2 separate regions of the Homo sapiens genome follow, and region 1 is linked to region 2. A link is a loop called in an ENCODE intact Hi-C map of the cell type or tissue named here. Cell type or tissue: chondrocyte. All regions are shown on one strand. Each heading gives the region's core, and the rest is flanking DNA. Links, peaks and the distances in the headings are about the cores only.

The links. Peaks named below come from ENCODE experiments on the same cell type or tissue, not always from the same donor. Only the 100,000 strongest peaks of a DNase experiment are listed, where the experiment ranks them.
Region 1: a loop joins it to region 2, with 4 times the contacts of the local background. A loop is called at or near these places in 3 of 110 quality-filtered maps.

The regions. Positions count from the first base shown.
Region 1 is chr7:106,770,408-106,781,893 of GRCh38, forward strand. It overlaps LINC02577 (long intergenic non-protein coding RNA 2577), which reads left to right and starts at 4,611. Exons shown (of 5, transcript NR_170304.1): 1 at 4,611-4,793. It also overlaps the pseudogene RNA5SP236. RefSeq lists enhancers at 4,276-4,570, 4,682-5,881. In chondrocyte, for the core only: no CTCF peak of the experiment used is centred there; no DNase peak of the experiment used is centred there.
Region 2 is chr7:107,145,354-107,156,839 of GRCh38, forward strand. It overlaps PRKAR2B (protein kinase cAMP-dependent type II regulatory subunit beta), which reads left to right. Exons shown (of 11, transcript NM_002736.3): 6 at 955-1,108; 7 at 5,569-5,670; 8 at 7,824-7,898. Among named protein-coding and RNA genes, the nearest start is that of HBP1, 18 kb to the right of the region's middle. RefSeq lists an enhancer at 6,524-7,723. In chondrocyte, for the core only: CTCF peaks have their summits at 2,309 (motif pointing right), 2,539, 5,269 (motif pointing left) and 5,554; no DNase peak of the experiment used is centred there.

The sequences.
Region 1 (11,486 bases), core at 2,400-10,399, 370 kb before region 2:
TGTGAATTCACTAAGAACAAGTCATGCCAACCAGTCTCACTTCTTTTCTTAGATTTGGTTGCCTGTGTGTCAGGAGGAAGGCATGCACATGGTATGCCTTGGTTTTAGCATAGCATTTGCCAAATATCGTGATGCACACCTTTTGTTGTTAAGATGGAGGAATGAGGGCCCAGGTAACAGCAAGATGACTGGTGGTTTGCTGCATAGTTAGGCATTCAATGTCACCCAAAGAATATTGGCCAAAGACTTGACTTCCACCTTAAAAGGCAAACTCCAAGAATTTATGATTTGCTCATTTCTGTTCAATATTTTTGTCAAAAACATGAAAACCACAGAATGCATGTTTATGAATATTTCAATTTAAAAATTAGGGAGACAGAGCTAATACACGAGGAGACAATTCAAAACTATTTCTTCATATAGAAATCAGGCCCAAAACAAAGAAAATACAAATTATTTGGGATAAACATAAGGCCAAAAAAAAAGAGAGAGACAGAGAGACTAATAATACCAATAGCTTACATTTATTGAACAGTTACTATGCATTATATAGTCACATGCCATATATACATATGTTTTGAGACTGGATCTTGCTCTGTTGCCCAGGCTGGAGTGCAATGGCACAATCTTAGCTCACTGCAACCTCCCCGTCCCAGGCTCAAGCAGTCCTCCCACCTCAGCCTCCCGATAGCTAAGACTACAGGCACGTCACCATGTTTGGCTAATTTATATATATTTCATAAAGATGGGGCTTCATCATGTTGCCCAGGCATTATATTTTTTAACCTCATAACCACCACATTATCATTAGAATTATTGCTTTTAAAATTTATCAGCGAGGAAGCTAAGCCTGAGGGGCTAAGTAATTTCTGCAATTTATAGTTAGTAAGTGGCCAAGACTTAAATCCAGGTGTGCCTAAATTCAGGGCTTATGGTTTTAGCAACTTTACTAGTCTCATCAATGCAGGAATGGAGGTTACTTGGCATTAACTTATTTTGAGTTTTAATTGAAAACACCCAGATAAAAGTGTTAATATTGCACAGTAGCCACTTAATAATGCTATCTTCTTTCTTACTACAACATTGAAAATTTAGGAGAAACTTGATAGTTGAATTCAAATAATTTAAGAATTGATAAAATCTATGTAACTCAAAACAAAAAAAACTAAGATTACAGTTAAAAATTACACTGTGATATATATATATCATATATATATGATGGAATATAGGCAATGACTTATTTATGTTAAAAGATGGAAGAAACATAGATCAGTGTAGTTAAAGCCCAGTGTAGTTCAACCATATATATATGATATATATATGATGGAATATATATATATATATATCATATATACATAATGGAATTATATACATGATATATATCACATATATATGATGGAATATATATATATATATATATATATATATATATATATATATATATATATATCTCGCAGTTTCTTTATCCACTAATTGATTGATTGGCATTTGGGTTGGTTCCATGATACATATATCATATATACATGACGGAATATATATATCATATAATATATATAATATATATATCATATGATATATATATACATATATTATATATATCATATGATATATATAATACATATATTATATATATATCATATGATATATATAATACATATATTATATATATATCATATAATATATATAATACATATATTATATATATATCATATAATATATATAATACATATATTATATATATCATATAATATATATAATACATATATTATATATATATCATATAATATATATAATATATATATTATATATATATGATGGAACACTACTCAGCCATAAAAAGGAATGAATTAATGACATTCACAGCGACCTGGATGAGATTGGAAACTATTATTCTAAGTGAATTAACTCACGAATGGAAAACCAAACATGGTATGTTCTCACTTATATGCGGGAGCTAAGCTATGAGGACACAAAGACATAAGAATGATACAATGGACTTTTGGGACTTGGAGGGAAGGGTGGGAGCCTGGTGAGGGATAAAAGACTACAAATAGGGTGCAGTATATAGTGCTCAGGTGATGGGCACACCAAAATCTCACAAATCACCACTGAAGAACTTAACTCATGTAACCAAATACCACCTGTACCCCAATAACCTATAGAAAAATAAAATAAAAATGAATGACAAAAAAATTACACTGAGATAAATTTTTGTTCAATAACATGAACATTTTTCTATATTGTGGCTTTCCAACCACGGAATAAACTACCTTGCACAGGAATAAGTTCTGTATCAGCATTTCTATGAGTGGGTAGTTGAACTGAGAGGAGAAATCTCTAGGTGATTTCTCAGTCTTCTAAATCTAAGGTTCAATAAAGAAAACAGTTTAAAGGTTAAGTGGTGCAAAAAGGAATTCCTGAGAATCACTGACTCATAACTGCAAGGAAACTTGTAGTCATCAGCAACATAAGTTAAACAAGTTGTGGTCTAAAGCCTAAGTCTCCTATTTTAATTCTTTTAGGAAGGTAAGAAACCCTCGGAACACTCCACTTATTCTATTTTATTTATCCTCAGAGTGTTTATTGAAGGTACAGCAGTCATCAACATCCCCGTTTTGTTGACTGGAAAATGAAGCAATTCCACAGCCAATGAATGGCAGGGCAAGATGGGAGGTCAGTTCCTGTAGACATCTGGTAATCTTTCCATGACATTACTGTTTTCATCTCAATAGATGATCCCAAGGCTTTTTTTAAAATTAAATATATTTTTAAAGTAATTTTAATTCTCTCATTCATATATATATACACATATATGTAATTTACCACTTGTGAAACACTTAATCACATGATTTTGATCTACATCCATATGGTTCTATGCAAATTCCTTACCAGCTAGTAATTAAGAACCCTGGTTAAATGTAACACTTGTAAAAGCAGTCCTGGAATTTTGGTGCTGGCCTGGCATGGTATAATAAAGGTGCTCATTCCTGGAATGCAGGGTCAAATTCCAGCCTGGCTCTGCCACTGACAAGTCATGGGACCTTGGGCAAGTCAAGCAACCACTGTGCACCTCAATTTCTTGGTTTCTAACATTTGTGAAGGGCTTGAACTACACTGATCTATGTTTCTTCCATCTTTTAACATAAGTAAGTCATTGCCTATTGAGAACTCATGCCTATCAGTTTACTTGTGATGGTCATTTCGTCTTTCACAGCTCAAGGCATGATTTAGTTTATAATTCTATTGATTTTTAATGTTTTTCAGCCAGGTCATATCAGAAGGAACTTTGCATGCATATTTAGCCTGATTTTAGCAATATTTTTAATCTAATAAACTTAACCAAGCAGTCTTGTTGTTGTTGTTGTCGTCAAAATTTGGGGTAAAATTTCAAAAACAGGAATATAACTTTTTAACTTTTCAACTGTACTCATGCATTTTGGTTTAGCAGTATGCTTTTTTCCCCCATGAATTCAGCAATCTTAAAATATGCTATCGCACAAGATACTCATGGGGGATTTAACACCAAATTTTGTTTTGGAACCTATAGTCACTCACTGTTCCAATCTGAAAAATACATAGATGTATCTCAAGTGTATATATTGGTTACCAGCTGGTAGTTTCTCAAATATCTCCATTTCTTTCAGCTGCTTCACACTCACTACCAAGCAAAAAGGTAGGCTTCCTATGAGCAATGATATGAAATAATGTCATAGGTAAATCAAAATAATCTAGATGAAAATAAAATCAGAGTCACAATCCAATTAGTATTTAATATCTCTGTAATTGAGTGTATGCTAATAATCTTTGAACATTTAGTTTCTTAAAACAGAAAAACCAAATACAGGTACATTCATCTCATTCATTACATTTAATTTTCTACTAACAAGAATGTTCAAGTTTTACAGGGCGAGTATCCCTTATCTGAAATGCTTGGGATGAGAAGTGTTTCCAATTTTGATTTTTTCCCAGTTTTGGAATATTTGCATTATACTTACTGGTTGAGCATCCCTAATTCAAAAATCCAAAATCTGAAATGCTCCAATGAGCATTTCCTTTGAGTACCATGTTGGCACTCAAAAATTTCAAATTTTGGAGCATTTCAGGTTTCAGATTTTTTGATTAAGGATACTCAACTTGTACTATCAAACTGGGAGCTCAAACTAGGACATCATTCCAAAGAAACCTTCCAGAATGTCATGACGTCGTAATTAAATGTTTTTGTTACAGAAAGGGGTCTCAGTTCAGAACCCAAGAGAGGGTTCTTGGACCTCACGCAAGAAAGAATTCAAGGCAAGTCCATACAGTAAAGTGAAAGCAAGTTTATCAGGAAAGTAAAGGAATAAAGAATGGCTACTCCATAGGCAGAATAGCGGCATGGGCTGCTCGACTGATGATACTTTTTGTTACTTCCTGATTATATGCTAAACAAGGGGTTGATGATTCATGAGTCTCCAGGAAAGGGGTGGGCAATTCTCGGAACTGAGGGTTCCCGCCTCTGCCCCTGCCGACTTCTTAGACCATATAGGGTAACTTCCTGATGTTGCCATGGCATTTGTAAACTGTATGGCACTGGCGGGAGTGTCTTTAGCATGTTAGCGCATTATATAATTAGTGTATAATGAGCAGTGAGACGACTGGAGGTCACTTTCATCGCCATCTTGGTTTTGGTGGGTTTTGGACAGCTTCTTTACGCATGCTGTTTTATCAGCAAGGTCTTTGTGACCTGTATCTTGTGCCGACCTCCTATCTCATCCTGTGACTAGGAATGCCTTAACCTCCTGGAATGCAGCTCAGTAAGTCTCAGCCTTATTTTACCCACCCCCTATTCAAGATGGAATTGCTCTGGTTCAAAAGCCTCTGACAGGTAGAAATTCAGATGTTAGAATATTTTACCTCCTTAAAATAATTTAAAGGACCAATTACTGTATAGCTTATTTATTTGGATATTTTATATGATGTTTTCTAAACATATAGTATTTGTCAGTGTTTCCAGTGACAAGGTTTTTTGTGAAGGGATTTAGACCAGTGGGGAGCCCAAGGATATTTATTTTGCTGTCGTTCTTGAGTCACTATAAATATTTCAGTTAAGAGTAGTCATAGGAGAGCAAGCAATTGGAGCTATCTGGATTTGAAAGTACTTCAGCTTTCTTCAGCATCCATGCTATCAGTAGCTGCCTAACCTTGCCTTCTGATATTATGCAAGAATTGGACGCTTCTAGCTAACAAACCTTCACTCATGCTGGCTTTTCCCATCCTTTGATCCCTTACCTTGATGCTGCTTTATGATGCCAAAACACCTCAAAGCTTGAACTTGGATAGCATCAAAACATAAAGACAGTACTGAATCAGCTCATGAATCCTCAAAATCAAAAGTCCTTCTCCCCTGTCCGCATGTCCAGCATTTGTGACTTAGTGAATCATAGGGTGGGGAAGTGACTCACAGTCAGCCCAACAGCACTCTTTTTTTCATTAGTTGTTTCTGAAGAATTGTAAAGTTCTGAATTCAAAGCGTGCTTATAAGTTATCGAGATGGACTTTTTCTCCCCTGCAGCATGCCAGAAACTATACAATCCACCCCCTCTGAAGGAGTTTGTTCATTTAAAAAAAAAAAAAGGGTAAGCATGTTTTTAAAATTTAGTTGCAGCAGACAGTACAGAAAACAGTTATTATGGCCACAGCACATGTTGCCTGGGTCTGCTGCTTTTTCTTCTTTCCTATTTTCTCTCATCCCTTTGTTCCACTAAATCCTCCTGCTCCTACCCCCTTTTACCACCACCCCCTCCTCTTCCTCCCTCCTCCACCCTGGATCCCTAGAGAGGGTTGACCTGGGGGCTAGGTAATAATCCCAGAAAGGGCTTGGGATTCCAAATTGCCAGAGATCAAGAAGGCCATCCAGGGAAAACCTGGAAGGACACAGAGTGGTCAGTGTAAATGCATCCACGTGCTCCAAGTGGGCAAAGTAATTGGTTAAAATGTGTAAATGTAAATGCTAAAAATCGAATCTCTATAGAGTGGCCAATGCTATAAAAGGATTACCTTATTCTAAACAATTTTTTCATTCTGTATTTTTCCTGCCAATCTATATATTGTTCATTATTTCACCTTCTCCTTGTTGTTTTCCTGAGCTTTGGGCAAACCTCATCACTTAATGCATGCAATAAATGGGAGTAAGTTCAATTTTTCATCGAGGATAACCATGATAAAAAAAAGAAAGAAGAAATTCACTAATACTACAAACTGTGTTAACCTTGACATGAGAACTTTCAGAGGAGTAGTGGAGGCAAAAGCTTGATTGGAAGGGACTGAAGGGAATGGGAGGAGAAGAATTGAAGGCAGTAAGTATAGACAACCCCAGAAGAATCATTCAGTGAAGAGCAGCAGAGATAGTAGAGCTGGAGGGAGAGTTACAGGTGGATGTGGGGTCAAGAAAGTTTTTAATATAATTAATGTGAGAGAAATAAGAGCATCTTTATATGGTGATAGTAATGATGAGGCCAAGAGGGGAAAAACTGATGACATAGGGGAGGGAGTGTATTAGTCCATTCTCATACTGCTATGAAGAAATACCTGAGACTGGGTAATTTATAAAGAAAAAGAGGCTTAATGGACTCACAGTTCCACATGGCTGGGGAGGCCTCACAATTATGGCAGAAGACAAAGGAGGAACAAATGCACATCTTACATGGCGGCAGGCAAGAGAGCGTGTGCAGGGGAAGTGCCCTATATAAAACCGTCAGATCTTGTGAGACTTGTTCACTATCACAAGAACAGCACAGGAAAAACCTGTCTTCAAGATGCAATTACCTCCCACCAGATCCGTCCCACAACACATGGGGATTATGGTAGCTACAATTCAAGATGAGATTTGGGTGGGGACAGGGCCAAACCATATCAGGGAGTATGTTTGCCTTTGCCAAGCAGCATTAAGGGTTTATGTTCATGAATTTAAGATGGGAGTGGAAGGACTGCTGGAGATGGAGCATGTTAGGGGTTAAATTGTATGCCCCCCTCAAAAAAAAATTTAAGTGTTGAAGTCCTAACCTCTGGTACCTCAGAATGTTACCTTACTTATCCTGACTAGTTAAGATGAGGGGGTGTCCTAATCCAGTGTGACTGGTGTCCTTATAAAAATAGGAAATTTGGGTGCAGACAGGCACACAGGGAGAACACCATGTCAACACGAAGGCAGAAGTTGGAGTGATGAGTCTACAAGCCAAGGATTGCCAGCAATTCATCAGAGGCCAGGACAGCAGCCTGGGGCAGCCCCCTACATGGTACCAACTCCATCAACACCTTGATCTCAGACTTCCAACCTCCAGAACTGTGTGAGAATTCATTTCTATTCTTTAAGCCACCTAATTTGTGGCACTTTGCTTTGACAGTTCTAGCACACAGGGTGATTGAGGAAGCGTGCTAGGAAGAGAGGAAGCAGGGGTCCTAGAGTGGGCGGCATGCCTTGCAGCCGTGGAGGCCACACAGCTGTGGGAAATGACAGGGTCTGCAATCACGGTGATGAAAGGGGAAGGACCAGATTGTGAGAGGAAAGGTCAGTAGGGAACTGAGAGACCAGGATAATGGAGGGACAATCCATGTGTAAGTTGAACTTGCCCAGAGTTAAGACAGGAAGAGGAATGCAATGGTGAGGCAGGAACACTGAGGAACCAGGGGGAATGACTTCAGGATGACAGATGTCACAAAATGAGAAGTCAGGTGACATAACCTGATGACCTGAGATTCAATGCAGGACACTTTTAGGAAAGAGAAAGAGGTAATGATGCAGAAGTGGCAATGAGGAGTGTAAAAGAAACGCACCCCACCTCCAGGCCCCATGGCACAACTGGAGGGAGCAAACCACAGCCACCACGGGACAAGGAGAATAACGACAGAATCAGAAGGCAGTGTTCCCAGAGGACAGCCATGTTTTCATCAGAGTGAGATGGTGCTGGAAGAGTCAGAGCCAAGGTTGACACTATTGGGTTTTGCTAATAATGGACTGTGAGTTCCAGCAGGGCCCAAAAGGGGCTTCAGGATTGGGCAAGGGTAGATGTCCTCCTCTAGTCCATGACCAATGCTGATCCACACTGGACTAATTACTTCCCTGATTCCAAGCTAGTAGATGGGTAGCAGTAAATGTTCCATCTCCAGCTGTACTCACCTTGTTGACTTTATTTTCTAACTGTAGCTAATTCTGTCCCAGGACCTGGCTATTACACAGGCTGAAGCAGCAGTTAGCTCCTCTTTTCTTTGGGACCCACAGAAATCACAGCAGCTGTGTTGTTGTGGGGTTTCTTGGCGTTTGTTTTGGTTTGGTTTGTTTTTTTTGCCAGTAATTTTTTTCCCAGAAAGGCATTCTTTCTCTTCACTGCAGTGGAAGTGAGAGAGGGAGAGAGGGTGCAGAGAGGGAGAGGGCAAGTAATCAGATTCCAAGATGACCATCTCCCCAGAAGGCTTTCACTATTCCTCAACATATGGCATCATTTTAGCATCCTCAGCTCTGTTAGTTTGAGGGTAACCTCAGCAAACATGCCCCTCTCATGAGCAAGGTATGTGGTTTGACAAGCAGACTGTGACTTTTGTGATTAGAAAAAAGCATCCTTCCTCCTGGTGAATGCAGGCCATGTCAGGGCGCTCAGCTTGACAAGGAGACAGTAGGCTGGATTTTAGATCCTATTCATTTCTTGGGCTAAGTATTCTTACACAGTCAACAACCTGGACAACTGTACATAGCAGATCTAATGGGAGAAAAGTAATTGGGTGTTTTAAGGAATATTTTCATTAAAGTATGTGGAATATGGTATCAAGTAGTGACTGTCATGTAACAATGCCTTTTACACATTCCAATGTGTGTGAAATACAAAAAAAAAGTTTCCGTGTTAATCCCCTTATAAAATAATTGAAGAAGTCTTTTTTATGTGCAATTGTTTCTGAAAATATGTTAAAGTTACCCAGAAAAGTGTTCACATTTTCAGACTATTATCTCATTCTAGGAAAAATTAGGACAACTTGACTCATGCTGGGGAGGCTAGAATCCTGGAGAGAATGAAATTAGAAAAACCTAGATTTTGGGTCCCCCAAGATAGCTCAAGTCTGTCAGTTCTGCAAAACAGAATTATGCCCCATTCCCATTCTCTCACTCCTTACCTGAGATGCAGACAGGGCTTAGAAAGGACACGCCAAGATTTGCTGCCTTGCCACACAAGCTGGGTTTTCCCTCCCTGGGCCCTGCCAGCCTGGAGGTCATATTTCCTTTACCTTTTGTCCATTTTTCCCTCCCTGGGGCCTGGCTTGAAGGACAATTCTTGTTTAGAAGAAATCAAGTCTAAGATGTTACTAATCTGGAAATGTTGATCTGGTCTGCCTCTAACATTTGTGGGGCCCAAAGCAAGAGTACAGACTAAGGTCCCCAAACCATGTGTCTAGTTATTTAGAAGTTATAAATCAAAGCTAACAAACTGCTGAATAAAAGATCCTATTCTCCTATCTGATAAATATACCCTCCAAACAACCCAGAAACCCAAGGTAGGAATGCGGTGGCACAGGGAGTGCTAACTCCTGGCTCACAGCCCATGCTCCCTCTTTTCCCACAGCCAGCCCTCCATGAATGAGGAACTTCCTGGGGCCACTAGTGCATGCTGCAGCTCACACAGTCAACTCCATCCACACCTCCACAAACAGCTGCCCTTTGGCCACTACTCAGGCGTAAGGACACACCCAGCAGGGTATGCCCTCTGGAGGTCAGACCAGGGAAGAAGCCCTTGCACAGTCAGGAGCCAGCTCAGCACCTGTGATGCTGAATTCTATGTGGCAACTTGACTGGACGCAGGTGCTCGGATTAAACCTGATTTCTGGGTATGTCTGTGAGGGTATTTCCAGAGGAGATTAGAATTTGAATCCGTGGATTGGCAAAGTTGGTGTCTGCCCCAGTGTGGGTGGTCACCATCTACTCTCCTGAGGGCCTGAAGAGAACAAAAGGCAAAGGAAGGAGGAATTCGCCCTTAACTTGCTTGCCGCCTGCCTGCTTGAGCAGAGACATTTCATCACATCTTCTCTGGCCCTCGACTGAGATTCACACCATTGGCTTCCCTGGTTCTCAGGCATTTTGACTTGGACTGAACTACACCATTGGCTTTCCTGGGCTCCAGCTTGCACATAGCAGATTGTGGGATTTCTCAGCCTCTATTATTACAGGCGCCAGTTCTTCAAAATCAACCTCTCTCTCTCTGTCTCTCTCTCTCTCCCTAGATCACAGTCTGGAAGTCTGCTCACAGTCTCAAGGTTGGCATATCCCCTAGAGCCCCCAGACTCCTCATCCCATGGAGACCAACATGGCCAGGGGAGGGCCAGAGCAGGGCCTTCTAAATCACAGACCCCAGGGCAGGAGCCCCTCCGGTCTGGATCTAAGGATGGTATTTTCAACAATTCCTAAATTTTTATCCTAGGCTCTCCAAATGGGAGTCTAAAGGTCTCAAAACATGGTCCAGAAGAAGTATGCAAAAATGTAAATTCCTAGGCCCCAACCCAGACCTATGAATCAGATGATCTGTATGGGGGTTCAAGGAATCTATATTATTAAACAATCTTCCTAAATGACTTGTATTCATACTAAAGCTTGAGAATTGCTATCAAACAGCTAGAAGTTGGAGTGAAGGGTCCTGCCTTTCCCATGAAATTCATCAACTCTATGCCCTCAAAAGCTGGGCTCTTGGATGAGCTGCTCTCCATTCTAGAGACATTACCAGCTAGGTAGCCTGCTGGTCCTCAGGAAGTTAAGCCCAGACTCTTCAGCACAGAATCAGATAAACACTGATTACATTGTACTCTACAGTTCTGAGAACACCATTACTTAATTCCCGGCAAGTTGCAATGTAATTGAGTAGGTTGTAGTTTTTTGGGTTTGGGGTTTTTTTGTTTTTTAAATATATCAGGCGTAGTTAGCCAGCTTCCTAGAAACACCATGATCTCTTGGTGAAAATTCCAGAAATATGCATCACTTCCTAATTAAAGTAGGGAATTTTTAAAAATTATTAAACCACATGCTTTCTAATTCCTATTGCCCTTTCTTTTCACCCACCATTCAGCAGTCAGCAGACACTTTCTGGGTACAACAGGGTAGGACCATCCAGGCAGAACAAAAGCCATTGATCATGAACTACAGAGGAGAGTTTGGTAAATGGACACCAGAAACCATGGCCTACAGGGGCCTGGTTTTCTCCCATCTAAATACTAACTAGGCCCAACGCTAGTTGGGCTTAGCTTCCTAGATCAGATGAAATTGGGCACATTTAGGGTTGGGGGTATGGCTCTCTATTGTAAGTAGCAAGAGTTTGAGAGAAGAAAAAAGGGATTTTCTTTTTTTTTTCTTTTAAATTTTAGAGCATTAACTTTAAACATCAAGATCCAAACCCCAAGGATTCAGAGAATCTTGTACTATAAACCATTTGTATTAGTCAGGGTTCTCCAGAGAAACAGAACCCATAGGAGGTATA
Region 2 (11,486 bases), core at 1,731-9,730:
AGGACCCTAGTAAGTTTTGTAGAGTAGTGGCTAACCAAATTGCTATAGCTAGATTCTTTTTAAAAAGTTATTTTCTTCTGATCACAAAAGTAATAATATGTTCATGTTACAAACAGAAACTCTTAAATTAGATAGCGAATATGCCTAGAATCCCTCACTATTCTTATGCTTTTAGATAACTACAGTCAGTGATTTGATAAATGTTTCTTCAGATGATTTTCTTTCTTTTTTTAAGGTTAATTTTTTATAGAGATGGGATCTTGCTATGTTGCCCAGGCTGGTCTTGAACTCCTAGGCTCAAGTGATCCTCTTACCTTGGACTTCCAAATTGCTGGAATTACAGATGTAAGTAAGCCACCACACCCAGCCTCTTCAGATGATTTTTTTTTTTTTTTTTTTTTTTGAGTTGGAGTTTTGCTCTTGTCACCCAGGCTGGAGTGCAGTGGCACAATCTCGGCTCACTGCAACCTCCGTCTCCCAGGTTCAAGTGATTCTCCTGCCTCAGCCTCCCGAGTAGCTGAGATTATGGGATCCCGCCATCACACCCGGCTAATATTTTGTATTTTTAATAGAGACAGGGTTTCACCATGTTGGCCAGGCTGGTCTCAAACTCCTAACCTCAGGTGATCCACCCGCCTCAGCCTCCCAAAGTGCTGTGATTACAGGTGTGAGACCCGGCCTCTCCAGATGGTTTTTTATGCATATACTATTTGGTTGTAGTCTTTAGTTATAGTTTTATCATTCCTTATTCCAAATTTTTATTGTTTAGTCCCATTTTTCCCAGCAGGCACATGGTCTGGAACAGATGGCACAGATTGATTCCCCTTTATTGTCATCGGAGGGGATAACAGGCTGGAAATAAGATTTTTATTTCACAGGGCTCTTTTCTGAAATAATGTTTTATTTTAATGATATTTTATTTGAATTAACCTCCAATCTACATATGTCCAACAGAGGCACATTTGATATTTATGTGAAATGTGATGGTGTTGGAAGATGTGTTGGTAACTATGATAATCGTGGGAGTTTCGGCGAACTGGCCTTAATGTACAATACACCCAGAGCAGCTACAATCACTGCTACCTCTCCTGGTGCTCTGTGGGGTTTGGTGAGTAAAATACTTATTTGACCTGAATGTTATGATTTGTAGCAATTGCTATGACGGTGTTACAAATTGCCGCATGTAGTATTTTAATTTAAAGATCATCAGTCATCAGGTAATTTATTAAGCAGCCACTGAATGCTGAACTGTAGGGCACTAAGACTTCACTAAGTCAGATCCTGATGTCATTGCCCCCACTCCTCCAGTCCAGTCAGGAGCTTGGGACCTGGTGGCCCAGGAAAGACACTCAGATTCAGAATGCTCCTGTCTTACCCACTCTTAGAAAATAACCAGCCATACAAACACAGCCTTAAGTACTTTTTCTCAGATAGCTTTCTGAGGTAAGTATTATAATCTGATAAAGTTGTGGCTCCCAGAGTGTGGTCCCCTGAACACTGGCAGCTGTATCACTTGGGAACTTTTTAGAAATGCCCATTCTGGGGCCCCACCCACTGATTCTGACCTACTGCATCAGAAATTCGGAGTTTGAGAAACCAGTATAAAAGGATGCTCTTGGTGCTATAAATTGATTGGTAACTACTCTGCATTTAAAAGCAGTTGTGTAGGGAAAAAATGCTTGGTGGCTGTGCTCATGTGCCCCACATCAGAATTACCTGGAGTATTTTTTTAAAATCCTCTTACCTAGCCACGAGGTCAGGAGATCGAGACCACGGTGAAACCCCGTCTCTACTAAAAATACAAAAAATTAGCCGGGCACGGTCGTGGGTGCCTGTAGTCCCAGCTACTCAGGAGGCTGAGGCAGGAGAATGGCATGAACCCGGGAGGCGGAGCTTGCAGTGAAGCTGAGATTGCACCACTGCACTCCAGCCTGGGCGACAGAGCGAGACTCTGTCTCAAAAAAAATCCTCTTACCTAGACCTCACCATGGGCAAATTGATCAGAATCTTCAGCACTGGGACCTGAGCATTAGTACTTTTAAATACATTTCTTAATGTGGTATTCCCGCAAGACTTAAAAGCTGGTTTAAAGATACATTCGGGCAATATTTTCACATATGATAGGATGCAAATTATTAGGCACTACTAAAGCTCCTTCTGGAGGATTGTATTTAAGGTAGTGATTCTCAAACTTTAATATGCTTACAAATCACCTGGGAATCCAGTTAAAATGCAGATTCTGATTCAGTGGTTCTGGGGTGAGGCCCGTGATTTTTGCATTTCTCATCAGCTCCCAGGAGATGGCAGTACTGCCTGATGTCAGGCCAAACCTTAAACAGCATCGATTTAGGGAAATGTTTACAGTATATGTATTTTCTTTTAAAATTGTTGAAAATAGCCCACCCACTAGTTTTGACATGCATTTATTGGGTTATTTCTCTCAAATCCTTTTGTGGAAAGAGAAGAGGTTGAAGTAAATATGAAGTCTGTTAAAAGTCTCATTTCCAAGGACTACTGTATATAGCATTGTGGAAGTCACACATTATTTAGTCACAGTTCAGCATTTGACTCTGAAGTCAATTCAGCTGATAAAAAATATCTCTTGATCAAAGAGACAAGACATTTTACATTTCTTTTAATTGGAACCAGTTATTATATACTTATTTAAAAATGTGATGAGTCACTTTTTTAAGGTTTAGAGGAAAAGCTGAATTGTCTCAGGAAAAGGAAAGAACTGTCAGTGATTTGAATACCCAAAGCCAGCAAAGAAAAAACTTCAAACCAGGACAGTCCTTCACCCACAGAAGTCTTTGTCTGCCTGTAATTAAAGTGGTGGGATAAATCTAGCATCTGCCATGACCTGTTTTATTCAGGAAGGTTTACTTTTCAAATGTAGTCATTCCAATGGGGTTGCCGTTCAGATTCAGATTGTCAGATTGTCACACAGTGAGGAAACTGCCTCCTTGCACATCTTCAGAATAAGATCAACTGTTTTATAGGTTGGCCTCTTTGAATACTGATAGTTTTTAGCCCTTGTAGAAACTTTAATGGGGTATAAAAGACCCAGAATTTCCTAGTGCACGTACTACTTAAGTTCCTAAGATAGGATTAAGCATTTTCAGAGCTTTTTAGTAGTCTATACATGTTATTAAATTTTATAAAAATGGGCAGTTTGTGATAATCCTCCTGACATATAATAGCTTTCTAAAAAAGTTAGAATAATTAACATAATTACTTAGTATTTCAAGCCTACTTTTTAAGGGTGACTTGACTAATTATAATAACTCCTTCTCAGGGAGAGTCGAGTAGAAAATAAATTTTTCTTTTAAGGTCAACAGACTGGAGGTCTGCCTTATAAATACAGGTGTGTAAAGATAAGCAAAAAAAGCCCAAGAGAAAAGTCCATTGCAGAATAGTCTCACTCTGTAAATAATATTTGGTCACTATTAGCCTTAGGGCTAACATGATCTACGTGACTATACTGATGATTTGGAAAGGTGATTTTTGAAATGGCTTCAGGATGAAAGTATTTGAAATTCTGGACTTTATATGTCACAGTGGGTGTGAAGAGGTAGGTTACTAATGGAAAATTCTTTCTGAGAGATATAACTGATTATGATTAGTTTCTAAATCATTAAGCTATTTTGAGTCTTCTCTGTTTTGCAATAACCGCTGTCCATACAATGGTGTTATACCTGATTTCCAAACCTGATTACATATCAGAATCACTTTGGGAGCATTTATGAATTATTGAGCCCTACATGCAGAGATCTTGAGTCATTAAGGTCTGGTGTCTCAGAAATCTTTTTTAATACTATAGCTTATTCTGATGCAGAGCCAGGCTTGGAAATAATTTCAATATTTGTGCTAATTATCTTGTAAAATTTTCTTTTAAAAAAAGTATTAGGAGTAAAACAAGTCCAAATTACAGCCAATACCAAATTGGGAAACAAGATGTTTAATTTCCTAGTGTCTTAGTCCTTTTGGGGTGCTATGACAGACTGTTATAGAATGGGTGGCTTAAGCAGCATACATTTATTTCTCATGGTCTGGACGCTGAGAAGTCCAAGATCAAGGCACCAGAAGATTCGGTGTCTGGTGAGGGCTTGTTTTCCTGTTTAACAGACAGCGTCTTCTACTTGTGTTCTCACATGGTGGAAGGGGCAAGGGAGCTCATTGGGATCTCTTTTATAAGGACATTAATCCCATTCATGAGGGCTCCAGCCTCATGACCTAACCATCTTCCAAAGGCTCCACCACCTAATACTATCCTGGGTGATTAGGATTTCAACAGAGGGATTTTAGAGTGATAGAAACATTCAGTTGCAGTCCATCACACCTAGAGACTTTCATCTATACTGGCATTTTTCTCCATTGCACTAGTTCATTTAAATTCAGCCTTATTATGTTGGCATAAGAAAGAATGAATAAGACCTAGTATTTGGTAGCACAATAGGGTGACCATAGTCAATAATAAAATTGTATATTTTAAAATAAATGTAATTGGATTTTTTGTAACTCAAAGGATAGATGCTTGAGGGGGCAGATACCCCATTCTCTATGATGTGCATATTTCATGTTGCATGCCTGTATCAGAACATCTCATGTACCCCATAAATATACACCTACTATGTACCCACAAAAATTAAAAATAAAAGTAAAAAAAAATTAAAATATTGGCATAGTAATTTATTAAATAATATATCCCAATTTTTACTTTATTAAAATGGTATAATTGTTTATTAATGAATGCCAATCTAACATAATTATTGAGGCTTTTATTAAAGAATTAAAATATTTTATGAGAAATTATTTAAAATAAAATTTTTAGGAAAATAATGTTTTGAGCTGTATCCTTAAAATTTTTACTAGTTCTTCAACCGAGTTCTGTATCTTTGAGGGCATGATAGTATAAACAGGAACATTTTAGACTGTGAACATGGTAAACACTGGAATTAGATCTTACTCAAAAACATAGTTGTAGTTTCTCTGTGCCTTCACATTAAATAAAAATTTTTTTTATGAGTACATATTATGTGTATATATTTACAGGGTACATAAGCTATTTCGATAACAGCATACAATATATAATGATCACATCAGGGTAAATGGAGTAGCCATCACTTTAAGCATTTATAATTTCTTTGGGCATCCCTCCACATTTTTGACAAGAAAATTTTGACATAATGTGGATATGAAAAAGAACGTAGAGTACATAACAGAGTAAAAGAACAGAGTGCTAGTATACATATTTAAAAATGCTGTGACAGCGCCTCCTTGTGGGCAGAACCCAACATATTGGTCAGATTTCTGTTATGTATAAAAAGTCAACAGATGCTTTCTTTAAAAAAAAAAAAAAAAAAAAAAAAGAAAACAGTATTTTATGTGGTTCTGTATTATATTTTGTGCTTGACGAAATAAAAATATGAAATGAGTTGCATTAAAAGTATAATGATGTTAATCTTTTATTTCAGAATCTTCAATCATTGTTTCTTGTAGGGAATAAAATAAAACTATTTGTATAGCTTTACCCCCATAAAATTTACCCTTTAACTGTTCTGCCTGTAGGACAGGGTAACCTTCAGGAGAATAATTGTGAAAAACAATGCCAAAAAGAGAAAAATGTATGAAAGCTTTATTGAGTCACTGCCATTCCTTAAATCTTTGGAGGTAAGTATATGTTTATGCTTTTATTTTATTTTGCTTTAAAAGTTTCTGTTTTGCTAGGAATATTTAGTTCTATAGAAAAATTTCTTTGAATAAAAAAAAATCTATCCATGTTTTTATTTGAAAAGATTAAATGGTAGTGCTAATTTTTATAACTCATTGTTTCTTCTGCTATCTATAATTTCATTTGTTTTGTTATTTGAAAGTAATACATTCCTACCCAGCATCTATAGCAAATTTATATGTGGTCTTTATCTGATAGCAGACTTAATATAATCACATAGATGTAGACAAGAGCCACTAGTTGTAACTTTACAGTGAGGCGTTCTCTAGATATAGAATGTCCTCTCTGGCCTCTTCCTCTCAGTCATCTTTGCTGTTTATTCCTCTTTTCTTCTCCTCTTAAAACTGGCATTCCAGGCCTCTGTCCTTGGCCTCTTCTCTTTTCAGGATACACTTATTCACTTGGTGAACATGTCGAATCCCATGGCCTTAAATACAGATGTCCCTTGACTTACTATGGGGTTACCTTACGAATAAACCCATTGTGAGTTGAAAATATCATAAATAGAAAATGTATTTAATACACCTAAACTATGGAACATTCGAGCTCAGCCTAGCCTACCTGAAACATGCTTAGGACACTCACATCAGCCTACAGCTGGGAACAGTCACCTGGCAGCACAGTGCACTGGAGAGCATGGGTTGTTCACCTCATTGTGGTGAGGCTGGCTGGGCGTTGTGGCTCTCTGCCTGGCGTTGTACTGCATATCGCTAGCCTGGGAGAAGATCGAAACTCAAAATTAGAAGTATAGTTTCTATCGCTTTCAAACAACTGTAAGGTTGAAAAATCATTAATCAAGCCACTGTAAGTCAGGGACCACCTGTACTGTCCATATATTGATGCTTCTTAAAATTGATATCACTGGGCAAGGCCCCTCCCTTGAAGGTCAGACTTACTTATCCAACTGCAAATGTAAGATTTCCTCTCAGATGTCTAATAGACATCTCAAACCTAGTATGTCCCAAATCTACTCCTTTTCTCTTTCCCCGCAGATGGCAACATATCCTTCCAGTGTCTCAGGCCAAAAACCTTCGAGTTAGCACTGACTCATATGAACCACCATCACCTCTTGCCTGGCTAATTGCAGAGTCATCTTTTAAAATCCCTGGTTGTGGCACTGCTCTATTTAAGCTCCTCCTCACATGGCCTCTAAGGCTCTGCACAGACTGTCCCATTCCCCCACCCATTTTCCCCAACCTCATTTCCTACTGCTCCACACTCATCATCTCTCTGTTGACACATCAGCTTCTTGCCACTCCTCAAACACACCTGTCCCACACCCACTTCGGGGTCTTTGTACTTGCCGTCTGTCTGGAATGTCTTCCTACACAGCTGCAGGGCTCCTTCATTTCTCAGCCCAGAGGTCTTCTCAATGAGACCAGCTCTTAGGTTTTTATCTTTGAAGGTAGAGACTTATGAGAGAGAGTAGGTTGTTGTTACCCTAAAAATTCAGCTTCATTTTCCATACTTCATCATTAAATTAAATGCTTTTCTATTTCACTGTCATATTTGAAGTATTTTGAGAGTAATTAAAGACAGGCATATATATGTACCCACAACATCTTATAAAATGGCAAGTGTCAAAACAGCAGTGCTTCTCCTTTTGAATGTCTCTGTTGGATTATCAGCTTACATCTGGTAAAAATTTTGTCCACATCACACAGTGCGTGGTAGACAGCTGATCTTTTCCAGCAGCATATTTCTTTAAATAAGAGTAGGTCAGGGATTGGAAATCTGGTGCCTTCAGAGCTAGGCAGGTAACACAGAGAAGAAAACCAAGCCAGGAAGGGACTTTGGCAGATTGGAGAACATGTATTTCATTAAAGAAACAGCTGCTATCCCACCATAGTTTTATTGTTGCCATGTGGAAATATGGGCTATGTGATGCTGATTTTTCAAGAGAAGCTGGAGATTGAATTTTTATGAAAAATTATTTTAAAATGCTGGCTGGTAATTAATACAACAAACACATATACAACCTACACACTGCTCGATTTATTTGGCCTATAGGCTACCAGTTTTTTACTCCCGAACTAGATAAGCTTACCCAGTTAATTTGTTTCTATTTAATATTGTTTTTCTTTCTTTGTAGTTTTCTGAACGCCTGAAAGTAGTAGATGTGATAGGCACCAAAGTATACAACGATGGAGAACAAATCATTGCTCAGGTATGATATTTTGAAATGTAATTCAGTTTAGGGTTATATTCCAAAAGGTTCCTGTAGTGGTAGATCTTGATAAACTTTTCATATTTCTAAAATTAGTATGCAGTGATGGGTTAAATAAATATTACTTCTACCAAATGACCTGTTAAAAATGGTTTCATTTATAGTCATTACTCTATTGAATATTTTTGTTTATGTAATTAACTCCTAATGAAGGTGTATTAAACCATCAAATGGTTTTCTGCATCATTGTAGTCATTTATAAGAGGAAAAAACAGGTGAATGTTCCATGACATTAATGAGGACCCAGAAAGTACACTGGAAAATTCTATAGAGTTTTGCATGATCAGTTCATGATGAAAATTCCTGAGGCTGCTCCTTGATAAAATTCACCAAGAAAGGAACACACTGCAACATATACTGTTTTGGCTTCCAAGACTACATGTGGGTCAACATGTTATTTAATCCCTAATACTTTTCTAAGATCCCAGCTGGAACCAATAATATTAGATACCTGGGTTGGAGTAGGGCTACCAAAAGTAGAATTTGTGAAGACTGTTGAAGTTCACAGGTAAAGCATGCAGATGATAGTACCTTGTTTCCTAGTTATATTTTTGAAGCACTAAGCAAATGATTAAAATGGATTTTTAATAGATTCTGTAATTTTTGTATCACAGCCTTATACTGTTTTGTGCTCTTTATCTGAAATGCAGTCTTTTCCTTTATATGGGAAACAAGATTCAAGGTCTTTGAGACTGAGAAAAAGAATTGTTTTAGAAGACAAATACATAAGTAAATCTTTCGATCAACACCCCTCTCCCATTGCTGAGTGTGTGTGTGTGTATGTGTGTGTTAGAGCAGTCAGGGATTGGGAAGAAATGGAGTCAAGCAAGGTTAAAGTTCTACTGTATAAACTAGTAAATAACAAAGCAAAGAGCATGTTTTAAATGATTTTTTAAGGTTTTATTTTGAAATAATTATAGATTCACAGGAAGTTGCAAAAATAGTTTTGAGAGGTCCCGTGTACTCTTCACCCAGTTTCTCCTAATGCGTTTTGCATCACTGTTAATAACAATATCAAAACTAGGAAAATGACATTGGCATAATTCACAGACCATATTCAGTTTTCACCAGTTTTACATACACTTAGAGCGTGCTTTAAAAATAGTTAAAAATTACTCAGCAGTTAATAGACCTATTATGATTCAGAACACTCGAAAACTTAATATGAAGCTTTTATGAAAACCTGATACAAGAATAAGGGAAAGGAGATATGCTATACTTAGGGTTTATTAAGGATATTCTTACATATTTGTTGTCTTTTAAGCATTTATAAATATACATATACACCCTATATTCTAAAAATCTAAATTCAACATTTATTTTTGTGATAGAATCAGATGCTAAACTTCTTGAATTTGTATTAAGGAGTTTTGAAATATTTTAAGTTTCTCCAGAATCACTTTGAGAGGCTTAGAGAAGTCAGTGTCTGTATTATTATCTTCCATATTGTATTGTTTAATTCAGACTGCATCATTGGAGATCAAGGCAGAGTTCATTAAGAAACAAAAGCAAGAAAGAACAGGTATATGGGTAGAGCAACACTTTTCTTTTAGAAGTCCTTCCAAAGCCTTGAAATGGAATGTCAGTAGGCTAGCATGTCAGAGTTTGGTCCTCAGTTGACTGTAGTGAAAATGTCAAGGCCCACATCTGCTGCTTCCGGCTCCATCTGGATGCTTTCTGCTCTTTGCAAGTTGATGGCTTATCTTGGGTCACCACACCAATGCTTGCGATGTTAGGATGACGCAGGGTGCATGTCTCGGCACTTCCTCAGGAGCACAGGATCCGCAGACATGTTTCTGCCAACTAAGGGGACGCTGCTGGCATACACAGCAGTGTTGCCATTTCCAACTATGTATGCTGTTATCTAGGCTGAAATTTGGGTGAAATTCTTACCCCAGTGTTGCCACATTTTCTTGGTTTTTTAGCAGAAATACAGTGGTAGAGAATATATTATTTCAAGGCCAGGCACAGTGGCTCACGCCTGTAATCCCAGCACTTTGGGAGGCTGAGGCAGGTAGATCACTTCAAGGTCAGGAGTTCGAGACCAGCCTGGCCAACATGGTGAAACCCCATCTCTAATAAAAATACAAAAAAATAAATAAATACGGGTTCTAGATCCCTGAGGAATTGCTACACTGTCCTCCAAAATGGTTGAACCAATCTACATTCCCACCAACAGTGCAAAAGCATTCCTATTTCTCCACAACCTCACCAGCATCTATCGTTGCTTGACTTTTTAATAATTGCCATTCTGACTGGCGTGAGATGGTTTCTCATTATGGTTTTGATTTGCATTTCTCTAATGATCAGTAATGATCTTTTTTTCATTTTTTTTTTGGCTGCATAAATATCTTCTTTTGATTCTTTTGAGAAGTGTCCGTTCATATCCTTTGCCCACTTTTTAATGGCAGAAATACCATTTGACCCAGAAAACCCATTACTGGGTATATACCCAAAGGAATATAAATCATTCTGCTATAAAGACACATGCACACATATGTTTATTGCAGCACTATTTACAATAACAAAGACATGGAACCAACCCAAATGCCCATCAGTGATAGACTGGATAAAGAAAACGTGGTACATATATACCATGGAGTACTATGCAGCCATAAAAAAGAATGAGATAATGTCCTTTGCAGGACATGGATGAAGCTGGAAGCCATCATTCTCAGCAGACTAACACAGGAGTAGAAAACTAAACACCGAATGTTCTCACTCATAAGTGGGAGTTGAACAATAAGAACACATGGACACAGGGAGGGGAACATCACACACCGGGGCCTGTCAGGGGGTGGGGAGTGAAGGTAGGGAGAGTATTAGGACAGATACCTAATGCATGCGGGGCTTAAAACCAGACAGGTTGATAGGTATAGCAAACCTCCATGGCACATGTATACCTGTGTAACAAACCTGCATGTTCTCCACATGTATCCCTGATTTAAAGTAAAATTTTAAAAAAAGGAAAAAAAAATTAGCTGGGTGTGGTAGCACATGCCTGTAATCCCAGCTACTTGGGAGGGTGAGGTGGGAGAGTCGCCTGAATCCAGGAGGTGGAGGCTGCAGTGAGCTGAGATTGCACCACTGCACTCCAGCCTGGGTGACAGAGCGAGACTCCATCTTGGGGGGGAAAAAGAAAGTATTATTTCAAATAATTTTACAAATGAAATCATTACTACATAATTGTCCATCAAAACCTCTTCATTTAGGGCCGGGCTCGGTGGCTCACGCCTGTAATCCCAGCACTTTGGGAGGCCGACGCAGGCAGATCTCGAGGTCAGGAGATCAAGACCATCCTGGCTAACACGTTGAAACCCCGTCTCTACTAAAAATACAAATAAATTAGCCGGGCGTGGTGGCAGACGCCTGTAGTCCCAGCCACCCAGGAGGCTGAGGCAGGAGAATGGTGTGAACCCGGGAGGTGGAGCTTGTAGTGAGCCGAGATCGCGCCACTGCATTCCAGTCTGGGCAACAGAGTGAGACTCCGTCTCAAAAAAAAAAAAAACCTCTTGATTTAGAAACCGA